Regions from separate parts of the Homo sapiens genome. Here region 2 is linked to region 1. A link is a loop called in an ENCODE intact Hi-C map of the cell type or tissue named here. Cell type or tissue: mammary epithelial cell. All regions are shown on one strand.

What was found. Peaks named below come from ENCODE experiments on the same cell type or tissue, not always from the same donor. Only the 100,000 strongest peaks of a DNase experiment are listed, where the experiment ranks them.
Region 2: it touches region 1 in a loop (4-fold over the local background); 8 of 110 quality-filtered maps call a loop at or near these places.

The regions. Positions count from the first base shown.
Region 1 is chr10:4,667,889-4,675,888 of GRCh38, forward strand. All of the region lies in intron 1 of MANCR (mitotically associated long non coding RNA), which reads right to left. It overlaps LOC105376373 (a long non-coding RNA gene), which reads left to right and starts at 3,643. Exons shown (of 4, transcript XR_001747338.2): 1 at 3,643-3,771. In mammary epithelial cell, no CTCF peak of the experiment used is centred here; DNase peaks (open chromatin) are centred at 3,063, 3,773 and 4,543; H3K4me3 peaks cover 997 bases; H3K27ac peaks cover 7,640 bases.
Region 2 is chr10:3,224,853-3,232,852 of GRCh38, forward strand. LINC02668 (long intergenic non-protein coding RNA 2668) reads right to left here. Exons shown (of 3, transcript NR_187504.1): 3 at 7,412-7,730. Among named protein-coding and RNA genes, the nearest start is that of LINC02668, 29 kb to the right of the region's middle. In mammary epithelial cell, no CTCF peak of the experiment used is centred here; DNase peaks (open chromatin) are centred at 2,329 and 3,089; H3K27ac peaks cover 1,180 bases.

The sequences.
Region 1 (8,000 bases):
AGATTGCTGTCTTCTCATTGTTTCTTCACATAGTGGAAAAAGGACAAGATTTTTTAAGATTCCTTTTTTATAAGGGCTCTAATGCCATTCATGAAGGCTCCACCCTCATGACATAATTACCTTTCAAATACTTCATCTCCTCATACTACCACTTTGAGGGGTAGAATTCTAGCATATGATTTTGGGAGTGTGGGGCACAACTATTCATTCCAATGCAGTCAATCTAGCTATAGGTTGTCAATTTTATTGATCTTATCACAAAGAAATAACTTTCAGTTTTGTTGATTTTCTCTTTTGATTTTATAGTCTTTATTTCATTTAGTTCTACTATAATTTTAATATTTTCTTTCCTAGCTTTTGTTTAGCTTAATATTTTTTCTAGTTTCTTAAGGTAGAAGGTTAGGTTATTGATATTTTTAATCTTATTTTTTAATATAGGCATTTACAGCTATAAATTTCCCTATAAGCCCTGCTTTACTTGTATTCCGTAAGAGTTGATGTAGTTTTGAATTCATGTACCTCAGAGTACTGATTGGCCTTGTAATTTCTTCTTTAATCTCTTGTTTATTTAGGAGTATGTTGTTTAATTTTTAAATATTTGTGACCTTCTCCTTCTTTTATTACTGATTTCAAATTACATTCCATTGTGGTGAAAGAACAAATTTACATGATTTTAATACTTTTAACTTAAAAATAGTTTTGTTTCATCATTGTTTTATAATTTATAATCTTATAGTCAATTCTGGAAAATGTTTCATGCGCACTTTAGGTGAATGTGTATTCTTCTGTCATTGAATGGAGAGTACTATACATACGTTTCAGGTCTAATTAGTTTATATTATCTTTAAGTCTTCTATTTCCTGGCAGATCTGCTGTTTAAATGTTCTATATATTATTGAAAGATGGATATTGAAATTGGTAATTTATTGTCAAGTTGTTTCTTCTTGCTTTCAATTCTATTATTTTTTTCTATATGTATTTTAGGGCTCTGTTGTTAGGTGCATATATGTTTTTAATTTTTATATCTTCTTGATGAATTGACCATTTTCTATTATAAAATACTCTTCTGCAGTAACAATTTTTACTTTAAAGTATTTTGTTGGATATTGGCATGACCACTTCGGCTCTCCTTTTTCGACTGCTTGCCTGTTCTATCATTTTTTATCATTTCTTTACAACAACTGTCTTTCCATCTAATGTCTGCATCTTACAGACAGCATAGATCACTTTTTAAAATCTATTCTGCCAATCTTTGACTTTTTACTGGACTATTAATTCATTTACATTTAATGTAATTACTCTTAATATAGCACTCACATCTACCATTTCGCTATTTGTTTTCTAAAAATCTTATGGCTTATGCTTTCTGCTATTTCTCTATTACTGCCTTCTTTTTAAATTAAATCATTTTTCAAATATACTATGTTAATTCTCTTGTCATTTTTTAATATTTAGAAAAGTTTCCTTAGTTGTTTACCTGAAGATCACAATTAATATCTTAAATTATGACAAGCTAGTCAGGATTAACACTAATTTAGTTTCAATAATAAAATAAGTTTTACTACTGTAAGCTTCTTCTCTGACTTCTCTTTTGAGCTATTGTCAAATTACATCTTTATGCATGCATGTCAAACAGATTAATAATTAGTTTTATGTAGTTGTCTTATAAATCATACAGAAGAATAATAGTTACACTAGTTGCAAACAAGAATGCATTTATACTGTCCTTTATATTTACCTATTTAATTATATTTACCTGTGCTCTTTATTTACTGCATTTAGTTTTGTGGATTAGAATTACTAACTAGTGTCTTGTCATTCCAACCTAGAGAACTACCTTCAGTTTTTTGTTTGTTTGTTTGTTGTTGTTGTTGTTGTGGAGACAGGGTCTCACTCTGTTGCCCAGGCTGGAATGCAGTGATGCAATCTCAGCTCACTGCAGCCTCGACCTCCTGGGCTTAAGTGATCCTCTCATCTCAGCCTCCTGAGTAGCTGGGACTAAAGTGGTGTGCCGCCACACCTCACTAATTTTTTAAAAAGTTTTTGTAGAGACAAGGGTTTGCCATGTTGCTAAGGCTGGTATCAAAGTACTAGGGTCAAGCACTCCTCCCTCCTTAGTCTCCCAAAGTGCTGGGATTACAGGCATGAGCCACTGCACTCAGCCTTTATTATTTCTTATAAGGCAGATCTTCTAGTGACAAATTATTTTAGTTGTTTTTCTGAGAAATCTCAACTTCTCTTTTAATTTTGAAGGGTAGCTTTTGATGGATACAGAATTCTTGGTTGAAAGTATCTTCTTTCTGCTCTTTGATTATGTCTCCATCTTGTTTTCCAGCCTCTTTGCATCTGAAAATAAGTCATTTCTAAATTTTGTTTAGATTTTTTTCATTCATAATGGATCATTTTTCTCATGCTGTTTTGAAGATTCTCTATTAGTTTTGGCTTTCAACAATTTGATTATAATGTTTCTATGCATAGATGTATGCATTTATTTATAATCTTTTTAGCTTTTTGGATGTGTAATTTTTTAACTATATTTGTTACTTTTGGGGTCGCTGTGTCTTTAAATATTCTTTCTTTCCCTTTCTCTTCTTTATTTCTTGGAATTCCATTTTGTGTATAATGCTGTGCTTATTAATGTTCCATAGGTTTCTGTGGATAGTTCCATTTTTCTTCATTCATTTTTCCTTCTGCTCCTTACACTGGATAATCTCAGTTGATTTATATGCTAGCTTGCTAATTTCTTTTATATGCCTGCTCAAACCTCCTGTTGATTTTTTTTATTTTAGCTAATGCAATTTTAAACTATAGAATTTGTATTTGGTTTTTAAATATAACTTCTATTTCTTTATTGATTGTCTTTATTTGGTGAAATAGTCTCATATTTTAATTATAGATGTGATTGTGTTTAGGTCTTTGTGAATTGTACTAGCTTCCTAGGATTGCTTAATAAACTACCACACTCTAAATAGCTCAAAACAATAGAAACTTATTATCTCACAGTTCTGGGAGCTAAAATTCCAAAATCAAGGTGTCATCAGGGTGATGCTCCCCTTGAAGGCTCTAGAGGAATTTATATTCCATGCCTGTCTTCCAACTTCTTGTGGTTGTTGACAATCCTTTTCATTCCTTGGCTTGTAATTGTATGCCTCTGCCTTTACTCTTGTGTTCATTTGGTGCTCTCTCTATATGTATCTGTGCCTAAATTTCCCTCTGCTTATAAGAAAACCAGTCATATTGGATTAGGAACCACTTTAGTCCAGTATGATCTAATTTTAACTAATTATATAGTTAAAGGCCCTATTTTAACATAAGCTCACATTCTGAGTTTATGAGTGGGCATGGATTTGGGGGTCTTCAACCCAGTTTAAGCATGTATATAATAGTTGACTTAAAGTGTTTTTTGAAAATGGAAATTTTTAATAATATAATGTGTAAACACTGGACATCAGATACTCTCCCTTTCTGGTGTTTGTTGCTGCCACTGCTTGTTTCTCTTGCTGTTTCTTATTAATTAATTTTCCGAACCAGTTCTATAAAGTCTCTGTTCTTTGTCACACGTATCACTGAAGTCTCTGCTTGCTTAGCTTTGTGGTCACCTAATGATTCAAAAGACATTTCCGTAAATGCCTGGAAGCAATCAGTCTTCTAGCCTTCGCTGATGGGTTCTGCATATGAGTTCAGGCATGCCTTCAGGACTCCACCAGGCACTTGGTAATTCTGCCTTATCCTTCACTTTTTGCTTGAGCAGCGCCGAAAGGTGAGCCAGAGGTGAGAGCTTATGGCCATTTCAGATGATTTCTGAGCACGTCCACAGCTGTATGCATATATGTGACTTTCTATTTTCCTAACTACTTTCAATACATGCCCTGCAGAAAGACCGTTGCTCTGAGTAAGCTCTGAGTCAGGTCAAATAAAGGCAAGCCTTGTGAGTAGGGTCTTCCAGGAACCATCAGACAATTAAAATAGTGACGATCCTATTGGAATTGGGTTTTGATGAAGCCCCAAACTTGTTTTGGCCCCCAGTGGCTGGCAGGCTGCTGGTTTTCCTACTACTGTGTGCGAGTTTTAGGGCTGTCATCCCCGGTGGGGGTGGAAATGAGGAGAAAAGAAAAGCAATGTTAACACTCAATAAAATGTGCTGCTCTTACCAAGATTAAACTAGTTTTTTTGAATAAACCTGCTGAATTGTTACAAGCCTTTGGTTAATTTCCCAAGTCCTGAAAGGATTGATTCTGCTCATTTTTGAAAGCATTCTCATTGTTTTTATAGATTGGAAAAACTTCAGAGATCCTTACTCTGTCGTTTCCCCTGACATCCCATTACCATATCTTTTCAGACTAACAAATATTTTCTTTATTTTGTTTTTATCATAATCAGAGAAAACAACAAGTCTTAAAATGTGAAGTATTTAATTATTTGGCTAAGCAACATGCATATCATTCTGGAAACATGGTAAAGAAGCAGGCTCCATTCTTGATCCTGGGAAAGCTGCATTCTTGGCAGTCACTGACATTATACTATTGAGGACAGGCAGGGCAAGCCACCACTAGTTTCATTGTAAAGGCACAATTTATCCCCCAGGAATACCAGGCAAATAAGAGTGGCCTATTCTCTTCTATTTCCAGAAATCACTTAAGCCAACGTGACTTGGATTTATTATTTCTCACAAGAGATTTCTCTTTATATCTTTGAATTCATTGCTAGTGTACTTCACTATGAGATTTCGAATTTCTATTTTGTTAGTCTTTTATTTTGATGGATTAGAATAGACTATATTGTTCAAACAACCTTGTAGCTAAGATCCATTTAAAGTGAAAACAAATGTATAATAAAATGTCATGGTTTACTCTAAAAAATATATTTAAAATTACAATACAAATTGTGAATATAGGGAAGAAAGTTTATAAAAAAATTTTTCTTGAACACTTACTATCATGGCCCAAATACTGTGTCCACATTTTATGCATATATTATATATTCCTCACAACAATTTTTTGAAGACGTTAATAGAATTCCTAGTTTACTAATTAGGAAATGGAGATCTTAAATAAGATTCCCAAAGTTATACAGCTAGCTGTGGACAGACTGAAACTTCAAAAGTCACGTTGTTCATTTCATTTTTTATTAATAAGGCTTTGGTTTTGAAAATAATCTTAATAATAAATGCATCTCCTGACTGTCTGAATTTTCACGAAGTTTAAAATATTTTAAGGGATTTCTCTAATTAAGAGTATGTAGATAATGTTTTTTGAGCTTCCTTGCTTAGATAACAGCCAGAGGCAAAATCTTTGTTCTCAGTGTCATGTAACTAAATTCAATAAAGAATTCATTATTAGGAAAACATAAATCAAAAATGAGATTTGGTATTGACTAGAGTTTGAAAGAAATAATAAGCTGATAGGCATTTTCATAAAAATATAGCAGGTTCATAATAAATGCCTAAAGTGCTTATTGTCTTAATGTATTCATTTTTTAGCCATTTAAATTACATTTTACAGTTCCAAAAGTGGCTAATCAAGTAATAAAGATAATGTTCAAAACTACAAAGATCTTCTTGGCGTATTCTCAGCCAAGAGAGTATTGGCATATTTTCGCAGATAGCACATAACACTTTTTCATGAGTCACTGTCTTAAAATAATTTTCTTCCTAGTGTTATAATACTTCCTTATAGGAATTTTGATTCTGCAAATAAATTTTACATCAATTGATATTTGCAACATTATTTTAATATTAAATAAAATTATATTTTAGTTTTGTTTAATAAAACAACATCAAGATTTGCAACAAGTACTATTACCACTTTCTCACAAACTAATTATAATACCTATTTGGTTGCCATGTGGTTTAGGCACTCATCTCAGAGAGTCAGTTGTGTATAGGGTAGTGATTCTGCCATGGTACCTGTCTTCATTATTTTCAGCGAGATCCGTAAACTCTTTGTGACTGAGTCTCACCTGTTGAACTAACCAGTAACTGTTGCTCTGGTCCACTGAAAAACTAAGAGTCATTTGTATCACGTTCTAATCGCCTTCATCACAAGGGCTATCTTTCCTGCTTTGAAACTTAAATGTTCATCATCAAGCAGTTTCTTGTGTGAGGTACCTACCTTGATAACTACGTTAAACATTTCCCTATTTTTTTCAGTCCTTTAAAGATTCTGCATATTTACTGGGTGTAAGATAATTTTCTCAGCATGAAAAGAAGAATGTGAAATGGTTGAGGTTTAAATACCCATAAGAGAAGAGGAGATAAGAGACTAGTTACTGTCTTAAGCTTATACTTGAATTTCAAGTAGATACTTGCAAAATCTGGGGACTATTGAAAAGCTACTATTAATAATAAGAGAAAATGCCCCCATATAGGGACAAAAATACTCCAAGTGAAGTAGCCATCTGAATGGGACTCAGTTGGGGGAGAAAATGCTTTTTACAACAAATTAAATTCTACTTCGATCTTCGCACAAATTTGTAGTCCAAATTAATATTATAAAAGAATTGTGAAAATCCCAAGTTAATACATGAAGAAGAGACATATTTTGGGAAGTTGAAATATTAGTGGCTTCAGCCAAAGACAATGCAAAAAAGCATTTTGTATGTGTTCCACTTCAGGCATGGCCAAAGATGCTCCTGCCAGGCCAATTTCCCCACAAATAACCACTCGAAACCTGGATAAATTTTTTGAATAGTAGCCTGGAGGCAGTGCAGATTGAGCAGAGGCTGAAAGATTATAGGAGGGAATCAATTTGGAAGAAAGAATGGCATGGGGTAATTTTCCTGTGTTCTCAATTATTTTAGCCTCAATGCAGATTGCAGTCAGCATTAATAAGTAAATCCTTGATAGAAAACCCATACTTTTTCTGTTCTAAAGAACTGGAGAACAGAGTTTGAAATAATCATTTCCACCAGAAAGTGAGGGAGATATTCCAGAAAGGAGATGGCCAGAGACGGGGAGCCCAGATCCCATGCACAAATTTCAGCCAATTAACTAACCAACCTTAAACCATGCATACACAAGGCAGGATCAAAGCACTTTGGAATGAATTTTGAGCTGTGTTCAAAACACAATGTTCATGAGTCTAAAATAATTGTCCGCTAAAATTTAGAAAATCAATACTCTATTAAGGATTATAACAGGATTCAGTCTCTACATCTTCAGAGTATTCAAGAAACAATACAAATCCAGTCAATAGGTGAAGAAAGAATGGATATTTCATTCATTCTCAAGAGAAAAGACAACCTATGGAAAACAATACCCAAATGAACATATGTTGAAATAAGCACATAGGATATTATTTTAACTATTTTAACTACACTCAGTAGTGTAAAAAGAAATATGCTCTTAATAATCAAAATACAAATAGTTTCATCAGCAAATAGAAACTAGGAAAAAGTCTCAAACAGAAATGCAAGAATCAGCCAGGTGCAGTGGCTCACACCTGTAATCCCATCACTTTGGGAGGCTGAGGTGGGCTAATCACCTGAGGTCAACAGTTCGAGACCAGCCTGGCCAACATTGTGAAACCCCATCTCTACAAAAAATACAAAAATAGCTGGGTGTGATGGCATGCACCTGTAATCCCAGCTACTTGGGAGGCTGAGGCAGGTAAATCGCTTGAACCTGGGAGGTGGAGGCTGCAGTGAGCCAAGATTGCACCACTGCAATCCAGTCTGGGTGACAGAGTGAGATGCTGTCTCAAACAAAAACAAACAAACAAAACAAAACAAACAAGAAATGCAAGAAGGGAAAAATACAATGTATGCAGTAAGCACACACTAATTGGGCTTCACAGAATAATAGAATTGACAAAGAAAGGGGTCAGAGAGATCAACAGAACTTTTTAAAATCTGAACAATACCAAGATTGATAAGCAAAGTGAACAAAGCTTCATGGACCTGTGAAATAATCTCTGAAGTTCCAATATCCATGTAACTGCAGTTCCACAGCAGAAGAGAAAGAAAATGGGACATACAGACACACAATTATTGAAAAAAAAAAA
Region 2 (8,000 bases), 1.4 Mb before region 1:
AACTGTGAATCAATTAATCCTATTTCCTTTATAAATTATCCAGTCTCAGGTATTTCTTTATAGCAGTGTACAAATGGACTAGTACAATAATAACGGTGTTGGTGGTGATGATAATGGTGTTTCTGATTGTGTTGACGATGGTAATGATCATTTTGCTGTTAGTAATGGTATTTCTGACAACATTTTTGATGGTGTTGGTGATGGTGTTGATCATGATGGTGTGGGTGTTCATGGTGGTATTGGTCACAGTGATGATGGTGTTGGTGGTGTTTCTGATGGTGTTGGTGATGATTATGGTGATAGTTTTGCTGTTGTTGATAGTGTTTCTGGTGGCATTTTTGATGGTGTTGTGTTTCTGATTGTGTTGGTGATGCTTATGATGCTGGTGATGGTGGTGATGGTGTTTCTGATTGTGATGGTGATGGTTATAATGATGGTGAGGATGATGGTGTTGGTGATGGGTGGTACTTGGCTCCTTTTACAGAGCAGGACCCAGGAACAGAGAAGGTCAGGTGCCCATGAGCATATCAAAAAAGGTATATCCCAGAAGAAGGCTGAAGACTGGGTACATTGATTTCCTAAAGAAGACAGAGTCACTGCTTAGCTCTACGTGCTACTGTTCACAAGCATTCCTCTCCATAAAAATAGTTATGGTAACTTAAAATTGCTTTTCATTTTTTACATTGTATCATTAACTTTGTCGATCTTGTGCCCTGTTCTTCCACTGCAAAGCAGACTCCTTGGAAGATAAGATGGCCCCTTACTCTCTCTAACAACAGACTTCCAAGAGGAATTTCTCTATGATCTTGTTCCAGGAATGTGTTTCCCAAGAAGCAAGTCTGGATTCATCTTATGTACACTCCTGGCCTGTCTCTGGTATGTTTTCCTGGCTGGAGAATCTTTTGACAGCTCAGAGCCCAATCTGTGGCTCATCTCTAATGAATGTGCAGTATTTCTTATTTGCTTCTTGTTTTCCCTACCTTTCTTCGCGTTCTGATTTCATCATTCACTTCATTTTTTTTGACAGTGAGGTCGCTTTTATTATCATCCTCATATTACAAGTAAGAAGGAGCACCAGCATTTCAGTAGCTCTTCCTGTCAAAATGGCAGGAGCAGAATCTCAGCCTGCATTTGTCTGAAAATTATGAAGTAGATCTTTAAAAATATTATATTTCAAGTTTCAACACTAAATTACTATAAGGACACAAATAAGCTTTGGATATTTAATTTTTTTCTCACTTGAAAAGATGAATGTGTCTTCCTCTTTCATAGATGGCCTGTTATGATGAATTCAGCAGAATATAGCAAGTAACTCTAAGCCTCTAATTTTCTTTTGTATTTAACTATAAAAATATTTTAATTAATAAAATAAAAACACTCACGTATAATTTTACCACCCTAACACACTACTAACATTCTTACCTATTCTCTTCCAGATATTGTCCTTATGCCATTAAAATTGCATAAGCATATTCAAAATCAATAATTTATATTTTTGATTTTTACTGTTGAGTTTCTAAAGTCCATATATTGTTATAAGCCTCTTTAAACCCTTCTTGCAAAAGACAAAGAATAAGAGGATAAAGAATGTATGGAACCTGGCCAGGTGCGGTGGCTCACGCTTATAATCCCAGCACTTTGGGAGGCCAAGGCGGGCAGATCACCTGAGGTCAGGAGTTCTAGACCAGCCTGGCCAACATGGTGAAACTCCGTCTCTATTAAAAATACAAAAATTAGCCAGGTGTGGTGGCAGGGTGCCTGTAATCCCAGCTAATCTGGAGGCTGAGGCAGGAGAATTGCTTGAACCCAGGAGGCGGAGGTTGCAGTGAGCCAAGATCACAACATTGCACTCCAGCCTGGGTGACAGAGTGAGACATCGTCTCAAAAAAAAAAAACAAAAACAAAAAAAGAGTATGGGAAACTAACTTCAGTGCTGGAACATAAGACAAGGAAAAAGACGAGTCAGAAGTAGCACAGCCCCTGATCAAATGTGCTGTCCTCACATCCCTGTCATCTGGAAATGCCATTCCTTAACCTGGAAAACCTTCTTCTCCCAGATTCATATTTTGCCTCACCATTTACTTTGATCCCTGCAAAGGTAATGACATTGATTCCATGTTTCTAATTTTTCTAGAAATTCGGGGATCTGCTCAGCAGACCGGAACAACCCAGGAGGCATCTGGGCTCTGGAAGGAAATACAAGCCAGCCAGTTCCAGCAGCTTTTTCCCAAAGCCTGGAGCAGGCTCTGCTCTGTAGCTACTAGCATTTTTACGACAGTAACCTGAGGCCACTCATCTTAGGTCTGATTGATGAGTAGGTCAGAAATCATCCCAGCGTGGAACCCTCCTTGACTCACGCTGTCTGGGTGAACACACAGACCCATTCCACTGTTTCCTGGCCAGCTTGACTTCACTCTTCTTATTTTTCTTGGGCTAAGAAAAGACATTCTTTGCTGGATATAAATATCATGCATTTCAGAAAGTTCATATGTACAAATAACATGGATTCGGGATCATTACAGTTGTTAATTTTAGTAAAATAATTTTTTTCTTTGGCTTGCTTCTTGAATTCTTTAGTGATCTTGGACATACAAACACAGACTTCTTGTTCTAATTATCTCAGGTATGAGGCTTGGAAGTCGCAGTGTCCTGACTATTTCTGGAATTTAGACAGAATACAGCAGCCTGAACGTTCTTTCTGACAAGCCACAAGGAAACAGATGGGATATGTTGTTCCCTCCAGGGTGGGAGTCGCTGGCCCAGCCCCAGAGACAGATGTGCATTGAAAACACAAAAACTTTTTAGGTGGAAAATTTCAGACATATGTAAAAGTAGACAAATTCTATCACTGTGTTCGTATCACCCAGACTTCTGAACTACCAATTCGTGGCTGAAATTCTTTCATCCATGCTCGGCTTAGTCCTAACTCCTCTCTCCCCTGTGATTATTTAAAAGAAAATCCCAGGAAGATTTTTTTTTTGTGCCAAGGATGCATAAGAAGATCACCCAATACAATGATTTATATGGCTCATTTTGAGTTTTCCTATAGCACTGCCCTGGCTTTGCTGAAACCACAAGACCCATTGTGGCTGCATGACTCATCTTCCCCAGAGGCTGTCGTCTCAAGGTTTCTTGTGCTAGGGTTTTTGAAAGTAGCACATTGTTTCCAAAAAGCAAAATTCTGTCATTTGTCACCTACATTTAAGCATATCTATTGTGGCCAGGCGTGGTGGCTCACGCCTGTCATCCTAGCACCTTGGGAAGCTGGAGTAGGCAGATCACCTGAGGTCAGGAGTTCAAGATCAGCCTGGCCAACATGGAGAAACCCCACCTCTACTAAAAGTACAAAAATTAGCTGGGTGTGGTGGCACATGCCTGTAATCCCAGCTACTCAGGAGGCTTAGGCAGGGGAATCACTTGAATCAGGGAGGTGGAGGTTGCAGTGAGCTGAGATCGTACCACGGCACTCCAGCCTGGGTGACAGAGCAAGACTCTGTCTCAAAACAAAACAAAACAAACAAACAAAACGAATATCTGTCGTGAGAATTAAGGGGCCTATCTAGAGGCTCAGGGAATATTTGTCTCCCTAAGAAGTACTGACCTACGTAACTCTTTCAACAGCGAGCTTCATGCCTGCCTGTGTGTACGTATGGGTTTCTACACATCAGGCCGTGAATCCACATGTGTGTCATTCATGGACTAAAGCAGTGATTGAACACCTACTCTGTTCCAGGTACCGTGGTAGACAAGGCCAGGAGGGCCTCTGTTCCTGTGGGCTTCCGTTCTAGTGGCGAGCCACGTGCAGCGTGGTTGCTGGAGACGCGGGACGCTTTCCTGACTTGCATAAGAAATGGGCACGAGGTAGAAACACAGTGTTAAGAAGGCCTATGGGGATGAGGTCTTGTTGTCCTCCCACAGGTGTTCTGTCTGTTCAGAGTTCTGTCTCAGCCAGATGTGGGACCCCAACCAAAGTGTGCCCCCATCACGGGGGAGGCACCTGGGATAAGAGTAGGTTCACTTTTAAAGACATATTTGGTTAGAATTCAGGCCAGAGAAACAGGTGCCTCGTTGACAGGTGACCCAGGTCTGTGGTGTGCGAGCCATCTGCCTGGCAGGAGAGACAAACTTCAGCCAATGCTCTGGTGACTCTGCCTCCCCGCCCCTCCTTTCTGGGAATTGGGTTCGTCTCCAGGGTGTCTCACCTGCAGGAAGGGCCAGCCTGTGCTTTCCTGTCATTTGTCACCTGGCCTCTGCTGGAAGTATCTTCTCTATGGGGGTCCTCTCTGGCCAGGCCATTGGTCAACACCACTATCTTTTGTTCTTGTCAAAAGGCTTTTCCACATCTCTCTCTCGACTCCTTCCCAGTCTAGCCTCTATTTGGGGTATGGAGGAAATGACTCCACAGCTTCCCTCTCCACCTGGGCACGGAGAATATCTTGGGGACTGCGTCTGGACAGACCAGCCACCCATGTGGGTGCTTCTGTGCTGTGCAGGGCCTCCCCGGGGCCTTCCCTGGGATGGTAGCCTTGCTTTCTCTGTGCCTGGATTCCCACACCTGTCGGGGATCCCATCATTTTCTCTGGTCCTCAGGGGTGGGCAACGGGGCCGAAGTCCCTTCTCAGGAACCCAGCGGCATTGAGTGTCCTTTTCCCACTTAGGATACTCTTTCTCCGTTTCCTCCCATTTAGAGAAACACAGCTAGTCTGGAGGTGGGGGGGAGACTGGGTTTCTCAGATAAAAACATCCTTCCAAACCCACTGTCTCTGCCTGCACCTCAGCACATGGAACTCCGGGGCTGGGAATTTGTGCCATTGTGTCTCTCTGGGCTGTGGGCTGCATCATCTACTCCTGATGGGGTTGAGACACACACACGGGGTTGGGAGCAGGTGCATAAGATACAAAAAGGTGGGGAAAAATTGCTGATGTATCAGAACATTCCTCACAATTCTTCTCCGGACACCTACACTCAAAGTGTAGCGCTTGGGGAAAATTATAAAATAAGTAAAGGGGGTCTTTCTATTTCCCTAACAGGGCAAGGCTCTGTGCTAGGTTTTGTGGCAACTGAAAGATGAATCAGAGGCATTTCCAGCTCTCCAGAGTGTCACTGAGTGGAGACAGACTCGTGCATGGAATCACACCCAAGGCAGACAGTGTAAGTGATGTCATGGAAATACAACCATGCAGACAGATGCAGTTTCACCCTCATAGCTCTGCTATGAGGTAGGCAGACCCTGCCCTATATGAAGAAGATGAGGCATAGAGAAGATGAGTAATTCACCTGTGCCACAGCAAACAACGAAAGAAGGTGAGTGCCCACCCTAGGTCAGGGGCAGAGCCTCTCTGTGGGGATGGTTGGTTGGGGGTGGGGGTCACAAAGCCCACGTCTGATGGAGACGTGCTGTTGGGATGATGTTGAGAAAGGGTGGGAGTGCAGAGAAGCCCCAACATAGTAGGCACCTGCAAGGGGCATTATTTAAGATTCCAGGGTCAACTTGGTGACAGCCCCATTTGGATTTGCACCTGTGCTGCCTCTGAGCTCTGTCTTCTCCTCTGCAGATAGAGTAACCAGGGCACCTGTTGATTGGGGGCCTCACCAGCAGGAGCTCCTGGCAGCGGCTGCAGGGTGTAGCAGCACAGGACAGACGCTGGAGGTGCAGGCGCAGAGGTCCTGGGGTAGGTCCTGTGGATCACACAGCACTTACAGAATATTCCAAAAACAAAACAAGAGAGAAGGCTGGTGATACCATGTCAAGTTAGAAACAAGAGAGAAGGCTGGTGATACCATGTCAAGTTAGAAACAAGAGAGAAGGCTGGTGATAACATGTCAAGTTAGAAACAAGAGAGAAGGCTGGTGATACCATGTCAAGCTAGAAACAAGAGAGAAGGCTGGTGATAACATGTCAAGTTAGAAACAAGAGAGAAGGCTGGTGATACCATGTCAAGCTAGAAACGAGAGAAGGCTGGTGATACCATGTCAAGTTAGAAACAAGAGAGAAGGCTGGTGGTACCATGTCAAGTTAGAAACAAGAGAGAAGGCTGGTGATACCATGTCAAGTTAGAAACAAGAGAGAAGGCTGGTGGTACCATGTCAAGTTAGAAACAAGAGAGAAGGCTGGTGATGCCATGTCAAGTTAGAAAAAAAAATATAGCACAATAGGATCCAGGTTCTATTTGAAAAAAAAAGAAAAATCAAAAAACAACTTAGGAACAATATTAACAGTAACTTTTCTCTGGCTGATAAAACTCTTGAGTGCTGCTTCCTTCCTTATTCATTTTATATTTCCCCCATTTCATTCCATAGACACTGCAATGTTATAACCCAGGTGTGGAATGGTCATTGAGTTAAAAGACACAGCACATTTCCTGGCAGGTGCCTCCTGACCCCCTCCCTTGTGTCTTCACCTCCCTGAAAAGTGGATGTTTTTGTACAGGTTGTGCATATCGGCGGCTCTGTGGCCAATCCAGTACTATCCTATCACGTGCTGGGGACACGATGTGGTCAGACGTATCGTCGTTCTCATGGTCTCAAGTTCACATTGTCTCTCACACAGGTACTTGGATCTGCTATAGACGGCCACGGGCCTCCTGGATTTGGTATACAGGGGTCCAGACACCTTGGATTTGATATAGAGGGTTTTGGGCCTCCTGGATTTGGTAAAGAAGGATTCAGAGTGCCTGGATTTGGTATAGAAGGATTCAGGGCTCCTGAGTTTGGTATAGAGGAGGCATGGCTCCTGGATTTGGTATAGAGGGATTCAGGGCTCCTGGATTTGGTATAGAGGATTCAGGGCTCCTGGGTTTGGTATAGAGGGATTCAGGGTTCCTGGATTTGGTATAGAGGGATTCAGGGTTCCTGGATTTGGTATAGAGGGATTCAGGGCTCCTGGGTTTGGTATAGAGGGATTCAGGGCTCCTGGGTTTGATAGAGGATTCAGGGCTCCTGGATTTGGTATGCAGGGATTCAGGGCTCCTGGATTTGGTATAGAGGATTCAGGGCTCCTGGATTTTGTGTAGAGGGATTCAGGGCTCCTGGATTTCGTATAGAGGGATTCAGGGCTCCTGGATTTGGTGTAGAGGGATTCAGGGCTCCTGGGTTTGGTATAGAGGATGCAGCGCTCCTGGATTTGGTATCAAATTTCCTGGATTTGGTATCAAATTTCCTGTCTCTTAGACTCTCTTTTTCTTTTTCCATTCTTCCAGCTTGCCTGGCTGCCTCTTCCCTGTATCTTACTCCAACAGGGGTCAGTGCTGGCCATGGTTATGTGGAGAGTTTCAAAAGCAGACATTGTCTCACAGATGACCTCTCTTTCTTACCCTAGAAGGACTCCGTGTAACATGAGGCATTCCTTTTAACATGTGGCATTCCTTTTAACACATGTTGAGGTGGTCAAAGAATACTTTTTGAAATAACTCATTTAATACAATATTTTATTTGGCAGACGCATGTTGATATTTCTCCTAGGAAACAAAAATGTGGACATAGGTTATTATTTCTCACTGTGGTTTTTAGCAGGCATAAGAATTGGGCATCTCAGAATAGAATGGAATACAGGAGCTTGATGAAATTTTAGAGACGGTCTAGCTCAGATGCTCTGCAGGAGACGAAACTGAGACCCAGAGAGCTGGGGTCGCACGTCCAGTCCTCGTGGTGCCCACGGAGGCCCAGAGTGTGGGAATCCTCCTGCAGCAATTCCGGCTCGTGGTCTAGTGATGTTCCCATCTCCCAGCTCCTACGGGAGGAAGTAAAATGAGGTGTTCATGAATTTCCCTTTTCTCCTGTGAATATGCTCTCAGGCTACAAGATTCTCTTGGTTTTCTAAAGGTTATGTTGATAAGTGTCTCTTTTTCAACATTTTAATTTGCATGTATATATGTGTATATATATGAATCTTAATCCATGGCTAGGCTCCTAAAGACAGCAGTTTTCTGTCAACAATATTTAAATAAACTCAAGCAGCTTCTACTCTCCCTCTATATGACAGAAATGCATTAAAAATCTT